2 separate regions of the Homo sapiens genome follow, and region 1 is linked to region 2. A link is a loop called in an ENCODE intact Hi-C map of the cell type or tissue named here. Cell type or tissue: HCT116. All regions are shown on one strand. Each heading gives the region's core, and the rest is flanking DNA. Links, peaks and the distances in the headings are about the cores only. Region 1 overlaps LOC107985186 (a long non-coding RNA gene). Region 2 has its middle 33 kb from the start of MEP1B.

The links. Peaks named below come from ENCODE experiments on the same cell type or tissue, not always from the same donor. Only the 100,000 strongest peaks of a DNase experiment are listed, where the experiment ranks them.
Region 1: a loop joins it to region 2, with 5 times the contacts of the local background. A loop is called at or near these places in 7 of 110 quality-filtered maps.

What each region holds. Positions count from the first base shown.
Region 1 is chr18:32,925,060-32,935,969 of GRCh38, reverse strand. LOC107985186 (a long non-coding RNA gene) reads right to left here. Exons shown (of 3, transcript XR_001753401.1): 3 at 10,075-10,154. Among named protein-coding and RNA genes, the nearest start is that of KLHL14, 160 kb to the right of the region's middle. In HCT116, for the core only: a CTCF peak has its summit at 5,087; a DNase peak (open chromatin) is centred at 5,079.
Region 2 is chr18:32,152,021-32,162,930 of GRCh38, reverse strand. No RefSeq gene overlaps it. Among named protein-coding and RNA genes, the nearest start is that of MEP1B, 33 kb to the left of the region's middle. RefSeq lists a silencer at 4,700-4,749. In HCT116, for the core only: a CTCF peak has its summit at 4,719 (motif pointing left); DNase peaks (open chromatin) are centred at 2,250 and 4,720; H3K4me3 peaks cover 358 bases.

The DNA of each region.
Region 1 (10,910 bases), core at 1,362-9,361, 770 kb before region 2:
GCCGAGGCGGGCGGATCACGAGGTCAGGAGATCGAGACCATCCTGGCTAACACGGTGAAACCCCGTCTCTACTGAAAATACAAAAAAATTAGCCAGGCGTGGTGGCGGGCACCTGTAGTCCCAGCTACTCGGGAGGCTGAGGCAGGAGAATGGCGTGAACCCGGTAGGCGGAGCTTGCAGTGAGCCGAGATCGCGCCACTGCACTCCAACCTGGGCGACAGAGGAAGACTCCGTCTCAAAAAAAAAAAAAAAAAAAAAAGAACTAGTTATCTCCTAGCTCTCAGGACAAATTGAAAGGTCTGCTTTACTTTCCTCTAAAAGTGTCAACTTTGTAGAAGCTGTCTCTGTGGTTGCCTATTTTAAAATCACATTTGAAGTCAAAGAACCTAAACCTTGCTGCCTTCTGAAAATCATCTAGACAAAAAATCTGTTTCCATTAATGACTTGCAAATCTCTATCATTATAGTGGTAGCTCTCTCATAAGATGGCTCTTGATAGAAGATGCACTATATTTTATCAAATTTTCTTTAGTTCTTGGATGATTTCTTTTTATAAACATTTAAAAATTTTTTAACTCTGCATGCCGAAATGGAAATCTGTATATCTAGAGTACTTCCGAGGAAAATACATACTAGATGACTTTGTCATTAAAAAGACATAAAACCCAGAATTGTCATAAAGTGACATTTCAATATTTTCTATGATGAAAAAAAAATAGACACATCAATAGATTGGTTATTTTAGGACTTCCAATCCGGTACTAAGGAAATTAGACAGTAGATTAGTAGCCTGACTCCACATCTGTCTTTCAATTTACTGAAGTCACTTCAGTAGCATCCCTCTTGACAGAATAAAACTGAGCAGAGGAGGTCTGGGCAGGAACCTGCAGGTGTGATAGTGATGCCATTGCTCACCTGTCAACCGTCTTTCAGGCCGGGCATTTCCTGAATAGATAGATTACATTGAAACAATGTGGGTTGCCTTCTTAAAGCCTATCAAATAGAGAGTTGCCCTATACATTAAGGATTAAATTTAAAGAAATAGGTCTGAAGGATTTCTCCCCTATAATATTTAATAAATTTGTTCTTGAATATGCAATAAGACATTAAAATTCAAGGCAATGTTGATCTTACCCCCACCTCTTAATCCCCGTAAGACTTTGAGATTAGTAGTATTCTTTCTGATTTTGCTCCTAATCCGGTGGAACTATATAGGAAGATTCTGTGTACTATCCATGGAGCAAATATGTAACAGATTGTTCTGTACAACATGTCACAAACCACATAACAAAAACCTCAACTACAGGCATCAGGTTTCTAACAGCGCCAATACCTGACCTAAGAGACCAGTCACACTGAAAACTTCTGTTTGTAAGGATGAAACTTGTGAGGTATAATCAGGCCCATTCCAATGAAAGGTCAGGATATATGAGAAAGGAAAGGAGAAAGAAGTCAGTCGGGAAGCATCAGAGACGAATTATTTCACGCCCTCAGGGCTATCACAACAAAATTCAGAAAGCTGAAGAGCAAACTTTAAATAACACTGGTAGAAAACATAATTATAGAAAGAAGTTGCCTCCCTACTTTGAACGGAAGAGCTCTGACATCAAATGCCTGCTGGGGATCATAATTTAATCATTACAATAGAAAGAGTTGTTTAAGAATGACTGACTGGCATTGAGAAACAAAAGATAGATGGCAAGGGTGACTTCAGAGCTGCAATTCTCCCACACCACAAGAGCATTGAACAATATCTCAGCCTGGTCCTGCTTGGAGCCTCTTCTTGGGCTTCTATATTCTTAGTCACTCACTGTCGTCTGTATTCCACCATTATTCAATAGTGATCCACAGCAAAACTGAAATGGGTATTTCCTTAAATTTGGGCTTTTAAACTAATTGCTGTGGGTTCTTTCCGGCTGCCACTGCCTACAACAGACGAGCTCTCCTTTAACTGTATTTTTACAGCTGAAATGATCTCTGTGACTGATTTACTTCTGCACAAATCTGTGCCAGACAAAAATTTAGAGAAGTGTCTCTTTTCTTACCCTGCTTTACACTACATTGGTAGTGTGCATTATATAAAACATTTTGGCATTTTGGCAGAAAGATAACAACATGTAAAATGAGGAGGGAGGAATTACTCTACAAAAATCATTGTTCTGTGTTACAGTATTAGATAATTTTTGGTGTTTCATGTCCTTTTTGAGGAAATTAAATGAGGTAAGTAATGTAGGTGCTATGACACAGCATTTATAGAACATACATAATTTTGGAGGGATTTTTAGATAAGATTATGTCTCTACATATGACCTACAAAAATTAATACTCTATAGTGTCTTAGTCTGTTTTGTGCTGCTATAAAGGAATACCTGAGGCTGGGTCATTGATAAATAAAAGAGGTTTATTTGACTCATGGCTCTGCAGGCTGTAGAAGAAGCATCGTGCTGGCATCTGCTTAGCTTCTGGTAAAAGATTCAGGCTTCCACTCATGGTGGAAGGTGAAGGGGAGCTTGCATGTGCAGAGATCACATGGCAACAGAGGGAGCAAGAGAAAAGCAGGAAAGCACCAGGCTCTTTTTAACCAGCTTTCATGGGAACTAACAGTGTAAGAACTCACACATGCCACAGAGAGGGCTTTAATCTATTCATGAGGAATCCAACCTCATGACCCAAACACTTCCCATTAGGCCCCACCTCCAACATTAGGAACAAATTTCAACATAAGGTTTAAGGGCCACACATCCAAACTAAAACAGTAAGAAAACATTATTTAAAAGAGGTTAAAAATTAGGCAGAAGGAAAATAAGGAATCAAATAAGCCAAGGAGGGAAGTTGGTACAAAATACATCCATGAAGCCTTCTATATTTGCAAGTAATGACTGCAAGTTAGGCTCTGAGCTTTCTAATAGCCAACATAAGAAACAACTCTTGCAATAGTTTGGTCACTCTATGTTAGTAATCCTGGGCATAAGTATGTAGAGAAATGTAGAACATTTTATTTTATTTAACATTCAACTATAATTTTTATGTTCAGCTCTCTATACTCAATATTGGCCATACTCTGTCTCTGGCAGAAATGGAAGAGTTTGAACATTCATTGCAAGAAGAATGAATATATATCTTGTGTCAAAATTTGACTGATAATAATAAAATAATAAACTCCAAATTTCTCCTTGAAATCCTTTAGCAGAAATAACTGCTATAGTCACATGGAAAATCTTCGAATGTCACCCATCTGTGATTATATAACTAACCATAGATCCCATCCAGGCCTTTGCAGAAGACTGTCTTTATTGATTTACTAAATACGGTCATTTGTTTGTTTGTATTCATTGTTATGTGATGAATCCAGAATGATCCTATTGGTATTCAGCACCAAGCAGCTGCTGAAATTTCCCAAATCTTGTTATTCCAGTTATAACTTTTAATGTATTTTATTATATGTGATAATACCTATTGGGCAGATTTTTATTTTAAGGTTTTTCTCTTCCTAAGCATAAGATTATGAGGTATAAAGAATGAAATACCATTTATAGTCTATATGTATGCATTTATCTCCTAGAGTCATGAATTCATAATCTCATTCACATGTAAAATACATATGGTTAAGATGTGAGTAAAAGCTTGGAAGAAGGTTGAAAACAGGTCAGTGATAATGAGAAAAGAAGAAAAAATGTATTGTTTAAGGCATTTAGGGTAATATTTTGTTTCTAATTCTTCATCAAAATCACAAAGCAGTTTCTGAATATGAATGTAATTGTACATGCCTCTTTATTTGTAATAATTTAATTTTGGCATTTTGAATTGAACTACCCATTAAAATATTATCTTCGTTGCTGAAACAAGTCATATAAGGACATTGACATACTTCTTAAGAAATCTGTTCTGAGCCAGAAAAGTATACTTCATTTTAACAAGGCGTTCACAAGTCCATTGCTGTATTCCAAAACAATTCTACTGTGTTGCATTCATACAACTAGCCTATAAATGTACCAATGTCGTTCTGACACATCAAGCATAAATTTGAGTTTGAAAGTCTCACTTGGCTGGGTTTTACAGGTGTCCATATTGTTCTGACTATGATAAGAGGTGACATTTGGGCCATTGTGGATATGCTTGTGCTGTCTCTAGAAAGTGTTCACAATTTCCTTTTGTTCTATTTCAATTTTTGTATCTAGATCATCTTCTTTCACCCAGTAACACATTAATTGTAGCAGCACAGGTTACATAGTCATGTAGATATAGACTGGGTGTTTGCTGGATAAATTATTTCACCCAAGATCTGCAGATTCTGCCCAACCAACATGGCATGGCATTAGAACTGGCTTAATGGTGACTTTTAGAGCTTATGAGAGACTGTGAGAAAACTCAAACAAGAGAGCCGAGTAGCACATACATCACCCACAATCCTCTTCTCTGATTTAGATGGCAACTTCCGGAAGAAAACTTGGGGAATATGCAAAAGAAAACAGCCTATCCAGACAGACCAGCCAAGTGAGCCCTGGTGATTGCGGGAGTGACAGGGATCGCATGCAGATTGACCTCATGTCCAGCTGAGTTACACTGGTATTTTTAGAGTTTTCATCAGGGGAAAAAAAGGAGCAGGAAGGTGACCATATAATTAATTCTCAAGACTGGAACAATTGTGATTATAAAAGGGGATGATACTAATAATTACACTAGGAAAATCAGCATAAACCAGGACTGTCCTAGCCTGGAAAACCTGGAACTCATGATTCCCCCGGATAGCACTAACCCAATTACTTCCTTTCAAAGGTTCATATCTTAATATAGAAAGCCTGGCAAATAAATGCATAATCTCTAGAAATCAGTAAACCGTGAGAAAGGTAAGTTCAAGAGTACATTGGGGAACAGAGTGGGTCCGTGTGATTAATAATATTTGGGGAAATAGTTTAAGTTGCCTATCATTGAAGTATAAATTGATTTAGAATGGGAAACTCTTATCAGCTCAAATGAGAATAGCCTTGGAGGTAAATAATGTGTGGGTAGGAAATGTTTTTACGTGCTCCTCTCAGGATATATGTAGTATTAACTCTTTCTGGCCACTAGGGGACCACTTAGTACTTTGCACATGGCATTCAACTGCTTACATCATTTTGCACATATACTAAGAACAGGAGGCTAATAGCATCAGGGGCCTGTGACATCTCTTGCCTATACCGCACACTCCTGTAATTGATTATATGATATTCTTGTCTAGTTCCTTTAAGTACGTTAGTTTGGTCACTTATAACTCAAGGACTCCTTAGATATGTGTTGAATCTTTGGTGCACCTTGTCAAGTGCCTGGGGAAGAGCTGCACATTCAGTGAGAATGTGACCATTGTTTTTCATTTTTTAAAAATTGAATAACAGTTCTTCCTGGGAACTTCCCTGGCCCTGCACTAAATGTTGAACTCTCACCTCAGGTAATAATTTGAGCCCTGGCGAGAACAACAACAATAAAACTAAGTAAAAATTATCACATGCCTACTAGGTACCAGGCACTATGTATTTATTTACGTGTGTGTGTGTGTGTGTGTGTGTGTGTGTGTGTAGTGTCTAATCCTATAATTTTTTCCAAGAAAACTCTGTTTTCCTCATATTAGAGACGAAAAAACTGAGACTTAGGTTGAATTACTAATGAATTCATATTGATGGGGCAAAGGTATAATTGGATGAGGGGATTGAATTTGAATTACCAACTAATTCATATACTTGGGGGCAGAGATGAAACTTGAATCATTGTCCAAAGTCCATATATTTTTTTCGTGTTCCATAAGCACTAGGGAGAAAAGCCAAATGATCACCTGGTTCTTATCATGACATCAGTGATCTTCCAAGCAGGGACTTGCCACTCCACAAACAGGAAATCTTTCACTGGTATACTTTTTTGCTGTGGACATGGACTCAGTACAGAAAACCCTACTCCAAGCTGTCTGCCACCTAAACATCCATTCATCCTCTAAGGTCAGTTTCTGCATGGAGAATTCAGCATCCTCAATAATTTCTATTAGTGCTCACGAGCAGGCATTTTCTGATGTGGACACCAAACATTTTATCCTATTATTTTATTTTATTATCCTTTTATGTAGTTCTTATAGAAAATTATATATATATATATATATATATATATAGCCACATCCATTGCTGCCACATGCCAATCACTAGAGCATCCTACACAGAAATTCTGGAGCAAGTACATCCACTACCCTCAAGTACTACCACTATCATCCTACTTTTCACACCATATTATTGTTTTTAAAAAATTTAATCTGAGTGCTGTGACAGAACAAAGCCATATCTTATTTATCTCTGAATTCCTAATCCTGAACATACTTACTGGCACATGTTGATCAAGAAATAGAGAAAAAAGTGCCATTCCAGATATCAACTGAGAGTCAATTTCATTTCCGGTGGAAAATCCAATGTGTTCCCAACATTGCTGGGAGGCCTCTAGATGCAGTACCTTCTCGGAAATACTTGCCTGTAACAAATTCTTCTCTGCCCGGCATTGAGCAGCTGCTCCTTTATCTCTGCTCTGAGACTGACCCAAATCGTTTTTCCAGAGAGAAGTTTTATGACACACAGCAACACAAACACAAACAGTGAACACTGAATATTTGGCATCTCCGGGCAGAAAAATCCATCTGCAATGCTGCCATGTTTCCCTGTCATCGCTTTTCTCACCTATTCTCTGTTCATTTTTAATGTAACACAGCTGATCTATTCCTTTTGTTTTCTTTCCTCCTTCTAAGGTATCACCTTCCATTCCAAGGGACTTCTAGAATTATTTTGTAAAGTATATTCTTTGTTAATTCTTAAGATATTAATACAATATAATTTTTAATCACATAATAGAAGCAAGAAAAGAAGGAAGGGAGGAAGGGAGAGAGGGAGGAAAGGTATGGAAGCCACTCAAAACTATCAGCCTCTTACTAAATCATATAAATTTCTGGGGCATTCTCTCTCTCTCTGTCTCTCTCTCTCTGTCTCTCCTCTGTCTCTCTCTCTCTCAAGAGTTTTAATGACATAATTAACATAAAATAAGCAGCATATATCTAAAGTGCACAATTGGATGTTTTGACATCTATATACACTTGTGAAACTATCATCACAATCAACACAATGAGTATATCCATCACACCAACATGTCCCTCAGTTCCTTTATAAACTTATCCAACCTTCTCCATCCTCTACTCCCTACTCTGCCCCATAAAATCACTCACCTGTTTTCTGTCACTATAGATTAGTTGGAATTTCCTATGTTATATAAATGAGATCATATAGTATTTACTCATTCTTGTCTAGCTCTTTTGTCAACATAATTATTTTCAATTCCATTTTATAGATATACCAAAATGCATTTATTTATCCATCTGCTCATGAACATTTGGGTCATTTCTATTTGGGGCTATTATAAATAAGACTGCCATGAACATTTTTGTACAATTATTGGAACGTTTTCATTTATTTTGGGTAAATACCTAAAAGTGGAATGTCTGTATCATATCGTAGGTACTTGTTTAGCTTTTTACAAAACCACCAAACTGTTTTCCTATTGGCTGTACCATTTTACATGTCCCCCAGAAGTGTATGAGAGTTCGAGTCTCTTTACATCCTTGTCTACATGAAGTATGATCAGCCTTTGAAATTTTAAACATTCAAATGGATGTGTAATTGTACTTTGTGTTACTTTTAACCCGCAGTTCTTTAATGAATAATGTTGTTGAACATCTTTTTGTATGTTTATATAACATCCATATGTCTTCTTTGGTGAATTGTCTGTCCAGATCTTTGGGCTTTTTTTTTTTTTTTTTGAGACGGAGTCTCGCTCTGTCGCCCAGGCTGGAGTGCAATGACGCGATCTCGGCTCGCTGCAAGCTCCGCCTCCCGGGTTCACGCCATTCTCCTGCCTCAGCCTCCCCAGCAGCTGGGAGTACAGGCGCCCGCCGCCACGCCCGGCTAATTTTTTGTATTTTTAGTAGAGACGGGGTTTCACCGTGTTAGCCAGGATGGTCTCTATCTCCTGACCTTGTGATCTGCCCGCCTCGGCCTCCCAAAGTGCTGGGATTACAGGCATAAGCCACCGCGCCCGGCCCTCAATTTGTTCTTTTATAGAACCAATCTGTCATATCGAAGAAGACTTTTTTTTAATCATATCTTGGGAGTCTTTGGTCATATCTAAGAAGTCTTCACCTAATCCAAGTCACAAAAATGTTCTTTTTTATTTTCTTCTAGAAGTTTTACAATTTTAAGTTTTTACATTCAGTTATATCATTCATTTGAGTTATTTTTATATATGGTGATAGGTATGGATCAAAGTTATTTTAATATATGAATATTCAAATTTTTGGCACTACTTATTGTTAAGAATATATTTTCTTCATCGAATTGCCTTAACACATTTGTTAAAATTCAGTTGTCTATAGACTCTGTCTTCTGTTCCATTGTTTTATTGTCTGTATGATGCTAATAGCATATTGTCTTAGTAGTACTTTTACAAGTCTTCAAATCAGAAAGTGTTAGCCTATCAACTTTGATCTTTTTCAGAGTTATTCTGGCTATTCTGAGAATTTTGCATTTCCATATAAATATTGAAATCAGCTTGTCAATTTCTATCAGAGAAAAAATCCCTGCTAGGATTTTGATTTGGAACGCATTGAATCTATACATCAGTTTTGGGAAGATTAATATCTAAACAATATTAAGTCTTTTGACCTGCAAAAACAATACATCTTTCCATTTGGTTAGATTTTCTTAAATTTTTCCCAGGAACGTTTCATAGTTTTTGGTGCACAGATCTTTCACACATTTTGTCAAATTTATCCTTAAGTATTTTATGCTTTTTATACTATAACATATGTGATATTTAAAATTTTTAATTTGCAATAGCACATTATTAGTATATATAAATACTTTTGTATTTATACCCTGAAAAATTCACTTAATATTTAGATTTTGTATAAGTTGCATATAATTATTTACATAATCATGTAGAAATGCAAATTAAGAGTTTTACTTCTTTCTTTCCAACTTGGATGACTCTCCTTTCTTTGATTTATTACACAGGCTTGAGTCTTTCATGTAATGTTGAACATAGTGGTAAGAGTGAATATCCTTATCTTCTTCCTAGTTTTAGGAGGAAAGCATTTAATCTTTCACCGTAAATATGATGTTAGCTACAGGTTCTCCATAGATGCTTTTATCAGAATGGGTAAGCTCCTTTCTAATCCTGGTTTGTTTGGAGTTTTTTTTCCTTTGTCAGGAATAGATGTTGGACTTTATCAAATGCTTTTTCTGAATCCAGTGAGAAGATCATAAGGATTTTCTTTTTTGGATTTTCAAATGTTAAACCAACTTTGCATTTCTGAGATCAATGCGATCTGGTCATGATACATTATCTCATATATATATATATGAGATAGATAGATATATATATACCCAGAGAGAGAGAGAGCTGGATTTGACTGTCTAAAACGTGTCTATGCTCATGAAGAATGTTGGTCTATAGTTTTCTTTTCTTGAAATGTCATCCAGAATGTGGTATCAGATTAATTCTGGCCTTATAAAATGAATTGGGAAGTAATTCCTCCACTTTGGAGGAAAAAATACACATACACAGAGAGAGAGAGACAGAGAGAGAGAGAGAGAAAATTCTCATGGAGCTATACAAAATAAATTCAATTCTTCATATTTTAAAACCACTATTTTACATCTTCTTTTTGTTACACAGGTTTCTCATGTGATACGCCCTTCAGAACCTTGACTAGCATTATGCTCCTCATTTTGAGATGTGACAAATGTTTTATTTCCTCATTAAAATGATATTATGAGAAGACAACCCTAGTAATTTTCTTATCACTGCATTGAACAACAGAACCTTCACATCCCTTAATTTTGCCACTTAACTTTTATTAATGCAGCCAAAGATTGCTTTAATACAAACTAAATGCTTCTTCACCATTACTGCCATAAAGCAATGATGTTGTGTTACAACCAAAACCAAAGGAAACCCCAAATGAAAGGACTCTGTCCTTTTATCCCTGAGAGTAAACCTTACTCTGCTCTTACCCAAATAAGTGAGGATTCCTCTTCTTAAACAGACACAAGGGAAGATCTAAGGAGTGAAAACATCTTAGTCCTTTGCTGGTGACTACAGCAAAAACAAACAAGAAAACAAAAATCTATGAGTACCATGAAAACTTTTTGTTGGAAGGTGCTTTACAAGTGCCTAAGAAGCCAAGTTAGTGGCCAAAGAGGAGATCTAGGAATTATGAAAAAATGTGTGGCTAGAGACGAATGGACAACTACAGTTATTGACACCAACAGAACTCTTCTCTTCTGTTTCTATAAATCTTTTGATTCAAGACGATAAGATTTGTTACTTGTACTTTGGCCTAAGTGAATAAAAAAAAAGAAGGACTTGATATGAAAAGAAGCTCTTATCAGTGTCACAATAATATCAGACATACCTTGAGATGACTGATAGTACTGATACTACCTGTCTCCCAACTGCCGTTCTTTGTCCCAATACGACCTGGAGCAACTTAGATGAGGACTTCATGGGTTAGATTTATTTAAAGTATATTGACTTTTTCATAGAAAATGAGTTCTTGTGAAATTTAGCAGGATGATTGATAAATAGTAGGTAATTCATAAATATTTACAACATAAATGAGTAGGTAATTAAGTAAATGCTCACACAGTTCAATAGCAAAATACCAAATAATCCAATTAAAAAATAGTCAAAGGACCTGATGAGACATTTTTTTCCAAAGACATATGAATAACCAACAGGTGTATGAAAAGGTGCTCAACATCACTAATCACAAGAGAAGTGCAAATTAAAACCACAATGTGTTATCACCTCACACCTGTTAGGATGGCTATTACTAAAAAGACAAGAGAT
Region 2 (10,910 bases), core at 1,246-9,245:
TTTATTGAGATATAATACGCATACCATGTAATTCACCCTTTTGAAGTATACAATGAAGACTGGCTTTTAGTATACTCACGGCGTTAGCTGTCACCACAACAATTTTAGAGCATTTCATTGCCCCCCTCCCCAAATGCTTCTACCATTTAGCAGTTTCTCCCTCGTTCTTCACAGTCTCTCCAGCCCTGTGCAGCCCTAATCTACTGTCTGTCTCTATGGAGTTGCTTCTCATGGACATTTCATATAAATAGAATCATATAATATATGGTCTTTTGTGTCTAGTTTATTTCACTTAGCATAATGTTTTCAAGATCCAGCTATCTCATAGCATATATCAGTACCTCATTTTTTTTTGCCAGAGAATATTCCATTGTATGGATACGCCACATTTTATTTATCTCTTCATCAGTTGATGGACTTTCAGGTGGTTTTCAATGTTTGGGTATTGCAAATAATGCTATTATGAATATTCTCATACAAGTTTTTATGTGAATATATGTTTCATTTCTCTTGTCTATATACCTAAGAGTAGAATTACTGGGTCATATTGAAATTCCGTGTTTAGGCCATGCGCGATGGCTCACACCTGTAATCCCAGCACTTCGGGAGGCCCAGGCGGGCGGATCGAGACCATCCTGGCTAACATGGTGAAACCCCGTCTCTCCTAAAAATACAACAAATTAGCTGGGCGTGGTAGTGGGCGCCGGTAGTCCCAGCTACTTGGGAGGCTGAGGCAGGAGAATGTCGTGAACCTGGGAGGTGAAGCTTGCAGTGAGCCGAGATAGCACTGCCGCACTCCAGCCTAGGTGACAGAGTGAGACTCCATCTTAAAAAAAAAAAAAAAAAAAAAGAAAGAAAGAAATTCCATGTTTAAACTTTTGAGGAACTGCCAGACTACAGCAGGTATATTTTTCTGTTACCCAAATGAAACTGTGGATACCTGAGTGAAACTTAAGTTGCTTTTTAAGACCAGGCCTCACTATGTTGCCCAGGCTGGTCTCACCACAACTCCTGGCCTTGATCCTCCCACCTCAGCCTCCCCGGTGGCTGAGACCACAGGCATGCGCCACCGCACCCAGCCCATTTTTCTTTACAGAAGGTTTGTGCTGCAGTTGGCTGGTGATCCTGGTAGGGATAACTTTTCAGGTTAGCTGGTCCTCTGAAGGGCCACCGTGCATAGCAAACCACTGCCCAGCTGATTGCAAAGAGCCCCTTTCAAAAGCAAGCCCATGCCCTTGGCACTTTAGGTGGGATTTGCTTCTAAATAAAGTCGTAGTCATTGTCCTCTTCATTCATCATCCATTCCCCAGCTACATCTTTAAAAATTAGTCTATTTATAAGAAATGTGGGCCATTATTTGTACTTTGTTCATAAAAAATATTTAAAGTGAAAATGAAAGATATTTCATGAGATTTGTTTTTGTCATTTTCTCAAATACTGTATATCTTTAAAATCTTTTCAACTAATAAAAATTAATATATTTAAAATAGAATGTGGTTCTCAAATTTATTTTGTCATCCAATTATATGATAAACCTACTGGCTATCATATGTTTGAATATTTATATATGTACAATAGCTACAGGTTGTACTTTATGACTTTTTTTGTTTTTTGTTTGTTTTGTTTTGTTTTGAGACACGGTCTTGCTGTGTTACGCAAGCTGGAGTGCAGTGGCATAATCATGGCTCATTGCAGCTGTGATCTCCAGGGCTCAAGTGATCCTCCCACCTCAGCCTCCCCAGTAGCCAGAACTACAAACGCACCACTGTGCCTGGTAAATTTTTTTTATTTTGATTTTTTTTTTTTTGTAGAGACAGTGTCTCACTATGTTGCCCAAACTGGTCTCAAACTCCTAATCTCAAGTGATCCTTCTGCCTTGGCCTCTCAAAGCTCTGGGATTGCAGGTATGAGCCACTGTGCCCAGCTTGTCTGGATGACTTTTATAAAACAAAATAACATCTAAGTCTCTAATTATACCCATATCAATATATCCTGCATAATCTTTCAAAAGTTTAGCCTCCACCAGGTCATTACCCTGTTCAAAGGCCTGCAGTGCCTCTGGGGTAAAGGACAGACTCTCTGAGGACAGACTCCCAGGCGTCCTCATGATCTGGCCCCTCTGCATCTCAGTCTTTTCTCCCTGTGCCACACCCTCCTGAACTGTTCTGGGCACCCTGTTCTACTCACCCTCACCTGAACACACCTTCCTGAGCCTCTGCCCCAAGAATGCTTCCCCCTCCTGTTATACAGTTATGATTCACCTTCCAAAGTCCAGGCCAATGCTAATCCCTTCTATGAAGCCTTCCTCCCTCCTCTGAGCATCTATAGCACTTATTTTTGCCATATGTTGTTGAAAGTGCATTTATAGATATGTTATCGTTTTCCAGTAAGTTATAAGTTCCTGGAGACAGGATGATACCACACCCTTTGCCCCATATCCATAGTTTTTACCCTACTGCTGGTCTGAAAAATTATGATTTTACTAAAATATAATTTCGATTTGTTGGAAGTTTAACAAAAGCTACGTTTTAGGTAGTATCTATCTATATGGTTTATTGTAAATAACATTTCCTTTTAATTCAGTAATTTCCCACGTTCATGTGGTTCAGTGCTTAGCTTTTGGACTTCTTATTGGATAGGTTAAATTTATAACCAATCTTTATTAAATGCCTCCTCTGGGCAAGGTATGGAAATATGATCATTCAGACAAGGCATTGACTCTTACGTCATTTGCCTTCTAGAAATCCAAAGTTTCACGATTATGTTATAAAGGCTGCTGTTCAAATCACTAGGACATGTAGACGTGGTGATAGTATAGATCAAACTAAGGAAGGGGGCTGGGCATGGTGGCTCACACCTGTAATCCCAGCACTTTGAAAGGCCGAAGCAGGTGGATCACCTGAGGTCAGGGGTTCAAGACGAGCCTGGCCAACACAGTGAAACCCCGTCTCTACTAAAAATATTTTAAAAATTAGCCTGGCATGGTGGACGGCGCCTGTAATCCCAGCTACTCCGGAGGCTGAGGCAGGAGAATTGCTTGAACCTGGGAGGTGGAGGTTGCAGTGAGCTGAGATCATGCCACTGCACTCCAGCCTGGGCACAGAGTGAGACTCTGTCTCAAAATAAAAATAAAAATACAAAAATTAGAGCCGAGCATGGTGGCTTGCACCTGCAATCCCAGCACTTTGGAAAGCCAAGGCGGGTGGATCACCTGAGGTCAGGAGTTCGAGATCAGACTGGCCAATATGGTGAAACCCCATCTCTACTAAAAATACAAAAATTAGCCAGGCGTGGTGGCACGCGCCTGTAGTCCCAGCTGCTCGGGAGGCTGAGGCATGAGAATCACTTGAACCCGGGAAGTGGAGGTTGCAGTGAACCAAGATCGAGACACTGCACTCCAGCCTGGGCGATAGAGCGAGACTCAGTCTCAAAAAAAAAAAAAAAAAAAAAAAATTAGCTGGGTTTGGTGGCTCGCGCTTGTAATCCCAGCTACTTGGTAGGCTGAGGCAGGAGAATGGCTTGAACATGGGAGGCGGAGGTTGCAGTGAGCGGAGATCACGCCATTGCACTCCAGCCTGGGCGACAGTGAGACTCTGTCTCAAAACAAACAAACAAAAAAACAAAACAAAAACTAGGGAATGGGACCTTGAGTTTCATGGACCCTTGGGTACAGCAGGTTAGCTCTGAGAAGTGGCAGAGAGGTAGACATTCTCTTCTCCCTTTTGCCCCTTTATGATCCTCTACACTGTGTTGCAATATTCCTCTGCTACTGTGTCCACACCTTCCATTTTCCAAAATATGTATTCTGTTTCCCTTCAGTTCAGCAGACATATATTAAGCACCCACTATTTCAAAGGCATAGTAGAAAGCACTGGTTTCCTGATTCATCAATTAATGCTACATATTATTATAACGTATAATATAGATGTATATAGTCTATAATAATATATGGATTTCTATATGTATATTTTTATAAGCAGAGTAGAGTAGCAACTTAGTGAGGTTCTAAAGTAAATATGTTACATGAACCCCAGAGAAAGTAAAAGTACTCTTAAGAAGTCCTGGCCGGGCGCAGTGGCTCACACCTGTAATCCCAGCACTTTGGAAGGCCGAGGCAGGCAGGCGGATCACCTGAGGTCAGGAGTTGAGACCAGCCTGGCAAACATGGTGAAACCCTGTCTCTACCAAAAAAAAATTACAAAAATTAGCCGGGCATGGTAGCGTGCGCCTGTAATCCCAGCTACTCAGGAGGCTGAGGCAGGAGAATCACCTGAACCCGGGAAGCAGAGGTTGCAGTGAGCCGAGATCGTGCCACTGCACTCCAGCCTGAGCAACACAGCGAGACTCCGTCTCAAAAAAAAAAAAAGTTCTTAAACAGCCTATAAAAGCACGCCATAAAAGGTACGAAGGACGTGAGGCCACCTCAGGAAACAGCCAGCTCGCGACTGCACAGGAGACTCATTCTGGGGTTAACGCTTCTCAAGAGTGAAATTGATGAGTCTTTGCTGTGTATATGCATTTAAGTGTGTGTGCCTGTGCTTTTTTCTAGGGCAAACAAAATTATAAGGATGTGCGCACCAAATACAATAAATCACGGTCTCTTTCTCCTTTCCCGGTTCTAATTGCCCCAATAAACCCGCTCTCCACTCTCCAGCCTGCCACATTCCCCGCTGTTCGGTCTTTGAATGGTCGATGCGTAATGTCACGGTTCTAAGCTGCCACCTTGTGGCCATCCCACGTGTGTGTTTTAAGCAGCCTCTTCAATGTGCCGCTTGCCTAGCTCTACTTGTAATTTGATGCGGTTCCTTTTGCTTTCTGCGTTTTGTGCTTCCTTCCCCCAGAGCTGCTAGTTGTCCTGTCGTAGATTCACGAAACTGGATTACAATACTTGACATCATTCAGGATAACAAGTATACCAAGAGCTTAAAATTATGGCAGAGTTGCACATTGCTTTGAACTCTAGTAGACACCATTATATTTTTCTCCCAAAATACTTTGTAATATTTATTTTAAATCCCCAGTATCCGAAAAGCAACAACGAATTCCTTTCCCAAGCATTTATTGAGCACCTATTAGCCACTGCCTTTGGGAGTTCCCAGCCTCATGAGGCGACATGTGGGGCCATGTGGCAATTGCAAATAATGCAGGTGGACCGCTGTACAGGGGGGCCTGGGAAATCACTCTAGAATCTCTCTGAAGGGGTCAGCAATGCCTTCACAGAAGAGTCCAGGCTGAAGCTTAAGCCTGCAGGTCAGAGGGCCAAGCTTGGAGACAGGTTAGACATCCCAGACAGAAGGAAAAGCAGCACTATTTTGGTGAGGAAGTGCACGCATCATTCTGGGACTTGATCCCCAGAGCTTTGCCAGCCCAAACAGCACTCCAGGTGCTTTGAAGAATGTATTTATGCCAGGCACAATGGCTCACACCTGCAATCCCAGTGCTTTGGGAGGCCAAGGCAGGAAGATCACTTGAGCCCAGGAGTTTGAGACCAGCCTAGGCAGCATAGTAAGACCCTGTCTCTACTACAAATTTTAAAAATTGGCCAGTCATAGTAGCACATTCCTGTAGTCTCAGCTACTTGGGAGGCTGAGGTGGGAGGATGGCTGGAGCCCAGGAGTTTGAGGCTGCCATGAGCTATGAATGAGCCACTGCACTCCAGCCTGAGCAATAGAGTGGGACTCTGTTTCAATTTTTTTAAAATAATGTATTTAAACATTCTTAAGAGAACTCCTCCCTTTTTACCCAAATAAAATATACTGAACCATAAGGGCTTTCTGAATCAGTTTGACCAACCACTGCTATTACCCAATATTTGTGCTCTCTTCCCTTAATAGTTTTTCCATTTCACAATTACTTATTCTAAAGCAATACTAGGTCTTTTCACAGCCTGTTCACTCTTGAAACTGGACTGCAAACTGGCTGACACTGATGTCCCCAAGAAGCCACTGAAAAAATGGACTTTTGGTACCTAGTAGCAGAGGAAAGAGAGAGGAGAAGAAAGCTCTTGTTTTCTCTTGTCTCAACAGTACATGCCCACAGATTAGCTCAGAGATGGATAACTCATGGGCAGCAAACCCGAGCCTTAGACACTATAAGGGGGCCACACCTTGTGGCAAATGTTATCTGTATAGTAATAACATCCCACAAAAATAAGAAATATGGCTCAAATGTATCTAAAGGTTGGGTGATTAATAAATTAGAAATCTATTTAGAGTTGTTAGCGGATTCATAGGACTGTGTATTTCCCCAATCGTTAAAAATCGGCTACTCTGAGCCTTCCACAGAAGACAATTAAAAAATCGGCTACTCATCATGTAGAGAGGTCTGAGAAATATTGTGAGGTTCAAAATTTTACCATGCTGGACAAGACAAGAAGCACTAGTTTAGTTTTGTACAACACTTTTGTCTAGTTAATGCCTACTCTTCCCTCAGATCTGGCTTTAACTGGAATCTTTTCTGTGACCTCCCTGACGTAACCAAATTCTGCTATTATATGCTCTCATAGCATCATAGCACTTAACACACTTGGAGTTTTAGAGTTGTGAGCCATATTTCTTATTTTTATGGGATGTTGTTACTATACAGATAACATTTGCCACAAGGTGTGGCCCTCTTATAGTGTCTAAGGCTCCTAAGGGTTTGTGAGTGTGGATATAGAATATCTCTCTCCCACTACTGTAAAACATCATACGGGCAGGCCTTATGTCTTCCTGATCAATATTGTCTGTCCAGGGTTCAGCACAGTTTCTAGCACACACTAATAACTCACTCAATGAATAAGTACAATAAGCTAAAAGTTCCTGTGTCCCAGTCCTAGGAGATAAATCCAGGGATGACATGTCAAAGTAAACCATCTAAAGGTCTTGGTGGCTGGTAGCTATCTCTAGAGACCTAGACCCAGAAGTAGGTCTCCTAGGAGAGGAGACCCAGATATGTAGAGGAAGGGGAATGTGGAGCTCATAAATGTATCCTGCCTAACAGCCAAAGTCAGGGGCAATTCCACCTTTTATGGACAGTTCTCAGTGTTAAGAAAGAGCATTAGATTGGCCGGGCGCGGTGGCTCACACCTGTAATCTCAGCACTTTGGGAGGCCAAGGCGGGCGGATCACGAGGTCAGGAGATCGAGACCATCCTGGCTAACACAGTGAAACCCCGTCTCTACTAAAAATACAAAAAATTAGCCGGGCGTGGTGGCGGGTGCCTGTAGTCCCAGCTACTCAAGAGGCTGAGGTAGGAGAATGGTGTTAACCCAGGAGGTGGAGCTTGCAGTTAGCCGAGATTGCACCACTGCACCCCAGCCTGGGCGACAGAGTGAGACTCCGTCTCAAAAAAAAAAAAAAAAAAAAAGGCCTTAGATTAGGGTTCAAGTTCTGGATCTACCTACCATCAACCTGGCATACAACCTTGGATTAGACATCTAACCTCATCAACCATGAATCAGATTCTTAATCTGTAAAATGGGGATGATGTCTGCCCTATCTACATCATCATTGTGAAAAACAAGCAAAATCATGGACCCTAAAGTACAGTGAAATTATAGAGTATTCGAGAAATATAAGGGTGGCATTTTTTTCTAAATACAATAAGTCCTCAATGTCATCAATAGGTGCTTGGAAACTGCAACTTTAAGCAAAACAAAACCAATTTTACCATAGGCTAATTGGTATAAACAAGAGTTTAGTTTCTTGTGGCATTTTTCTGGTCACAGAAACATCACCAAACTTCTAAATAAAGACACAAAACACTTCTAATATTAAACATTGAAATAAATGTGAGCTATATATACCTTTAAGAAATATTAATAAAAACAAGTAGCATAATTACCCAATTTTTGGTGAATCAGTGAGTGATGGGGGTTGCAATAGTGGTGGATTAAATCAAGGAATAAATGTTCGCAAAGCAAAAAATATCAGAGTACTTCCTACCACTATGCAGCTCAAAAACAATCACAGACATGGCAGGCTCAATAAGCACTTTTGTCCTGCATCATTTATTTTCATGCATGTATTAGTGTGTTCTCACACTGCCATAAAGAACTGTCCAAGACTGGGCAATATATAAAGGAAAGAGGTTTACTTGACACACAGTTCTGCAGGGCTGTGGAGGCCTCAGGAAATTTACAATCATAGCAGAAGGGGAAGCAAACATGTCCTTCTGCACAGGGCGGCAGGAAGAAGTGCCAAACAAAGGGGGAGGCCCCTTACAAAACCATCAGATCTCATGAGAACTCACTCACTATCACGAGAACAGGATGGGAGAACTGCTCCCATGATTTAATTATCTCCACCTGGTCCTGTCCTTGACGCATAGGGATTGTTACAATTCAAGGTCAGATTTAGGTGGGGACACAGCCACATAATATCAATGTATTTATATGATTTTCATATATTTTGTGAAGTTTTATTTTACCATCATATGTATTCATACCTTTATTCATTTTCTAACCCACTTATTTCAGTTCAGGCTCACAGATGGCTGGATTCTCTTCCAGAAGCTCAGGGTGCAAGGTGGGAAATGACCCTGGAGAGAATGTAATTCCATTACAGGACACGCTCACAGACACCCACATACTCACTCCAACTGGGACCATGTAGACACACCAATTAACCTAATGTGTACAGCTTTGAGATTTCGGAGGAAACTGGAATATCCAAAGAAAACCCACTCAGACATGAGGAGGATGTACAAACCCCACACAGACAGTAGTCCCCATTGGGAATCAGTTTTTTCTTTCTTTCTTTCTTTCTTTTTTTTTTTTTTTTTTTTTTTTGAGACGGAGTCTCACTCTGTCACCCAGGCTGGAGTGCAATGGAGCGATCTCGGCTCACCACAACCTCCACCTCCCGGGTTCAAGCAATTCTCCTCCCTCAGCCTCCCAAGTAGCTGGGATTACAGGCATCTGCCACCACACATGCCTAATTTTAGTATTTTTAGTAGACACGGGGTTTCCATGTTGGTCAGGCTGGTCTCAAACTCCTCAGGTGATCCACCCTCTTCGGCCTCCCAAAGTGCTGGAATTACAGGCAGTTTTTCCACATTACAACGAAACCATGTTGAACAAAGTCATGTTATTTGAGGCCCTGCTGTGCTGCTTTTTTATGATTCTCCTCTTCAGCTTCTCCTAATTTATAAAATATGATTTATCTTTTCTTTTTAAACCTTCAGTTTTTTCCCATTTCTTTTTTTTTTTTTTTTTTTTTTTTTTTTTGGCTGCACAATCACGGCTCACTGCAGCCTCAACCTCCTGGGCTCGAGCAATCCTCCCACTTTTGCCTCCCAAGTAGCTAGGACTACAGGTGCACACCACCACACCTGGCTAATTTTTAAAAATTTTGTAGAGACAGGGCCTTGCCATGTTTCCCAGGCTGCTTAAGTTTCTATAGTTTTTCTGGATATTTGTCTATCTGTTAACTTTCATTGATTATGCATCCTAATAATTACCTAAAATAAACCCAATTTCTCAAAGGCCCCATAAAGACTATTTATCTTAATGTCCTAGTAGCTCAGTGGAACGAGAGCCAATATCATTTCTTCCTACTGTCACAAAGCAGATCAACAAACACTTATTGATTACCCCACTACATGTTAAATGTTAGTTAATATCAAATGAGTAATACAACAATCACATTTTCAAAAATTTCACAGCCGGGAGACTTCTGGTTTCAAAATGACAGTGTAGAGGTAAGCTGGTTTCACTCTCCCCCCGTAGAATACCAAAAAGTATATATACAGCACTGAGATTTTCACCAGCAACAATCCAGAGCTCAGATCTGAGGATGAGACAGTTTTCAGGGCCTTAGAGAAATGGAAAACCTCTGAGCAGACAATAGGAGAAATGGATTTCTACATCTGTAATGACCCTCACCCCGATTCTGCCCTGTACCAAGTATGTGAAAAATCTCTCCCAAACTCAGTTTCTACAATAGAAAAAGTGAAACTGAGGTGGTCAACCAGCTTCCCCACTTTCTTGGGTTCCCTGGCAGGAACCCTGTCCTTGCTTTAACCTGTGGGAAGCATTGTGACTGCCTGATGGCAGAAATATCCCTGAGAACAGGAAGAGACAAAGTGGGGAGACAGGACTACCATCTCCAGCCCTAGGACCTCTGCTCTGTAACTCAGCCAAAGAAGATGCTAAATCAGAGTGGCCGTTCAGCAGCACCACACTGTAGGAAGTAAGTCCCACAGGTCTCCTGGGCATGAACCTCTAGCCAGCCTTCTGACACAGTCAGGATAATCCCTCTGGGACCTCCTCCATTTAGGACCAGGAGCACTCTGAGCATTAACTAAGGCTGAGGCAAACCTGGGCTTAAGGTGTCACCTAAAGCTGAAAAGGAAGCAATGACGTGCAGGCAAAGATGTGCTAAGCAAATATATTCAATTAAAAAAACAAAACAAGACTGAGAAAACTAGGATAAATAATCATCCAATGCAAAGACCTAGACATCCACAAGAAACAGCATGGAACCATGACCTCTCCAAAAGGATAAAGCAAAAATCCAGTAACTGACCCTAACAAGACAGCAATTTGTGAGCTCTCTGACCAATAATTCAAAACAGTAGTTTAAGGAAACTCAGTGATCTCCAAGATCACACAGAAAAGCATTTCAGAAATTTATCAGAGAAATTTAACAAAGAGATTGTAATTAAAAAATAGAAATATTGGAATGGAGAAGTACATTTAAAGGGAGAAGAACCCTTTAAAGGCTCTCAAGAGCACAATGAATCAGAGGAAAGAATCAGCCCAAAGACTGGCTATTTGAAAATATGCAGTCAAAGAAGAAAAATGAAAAAGAATGAAAAGGAAAGAAGATCACCCACAAGATATAGAAAATTAGCTCAAAAGATCAAATCTAAGAATTATTGGCATTCAAGAGGGAGCCGAACATGAGCAAGGGGTAGAAAGATAAATA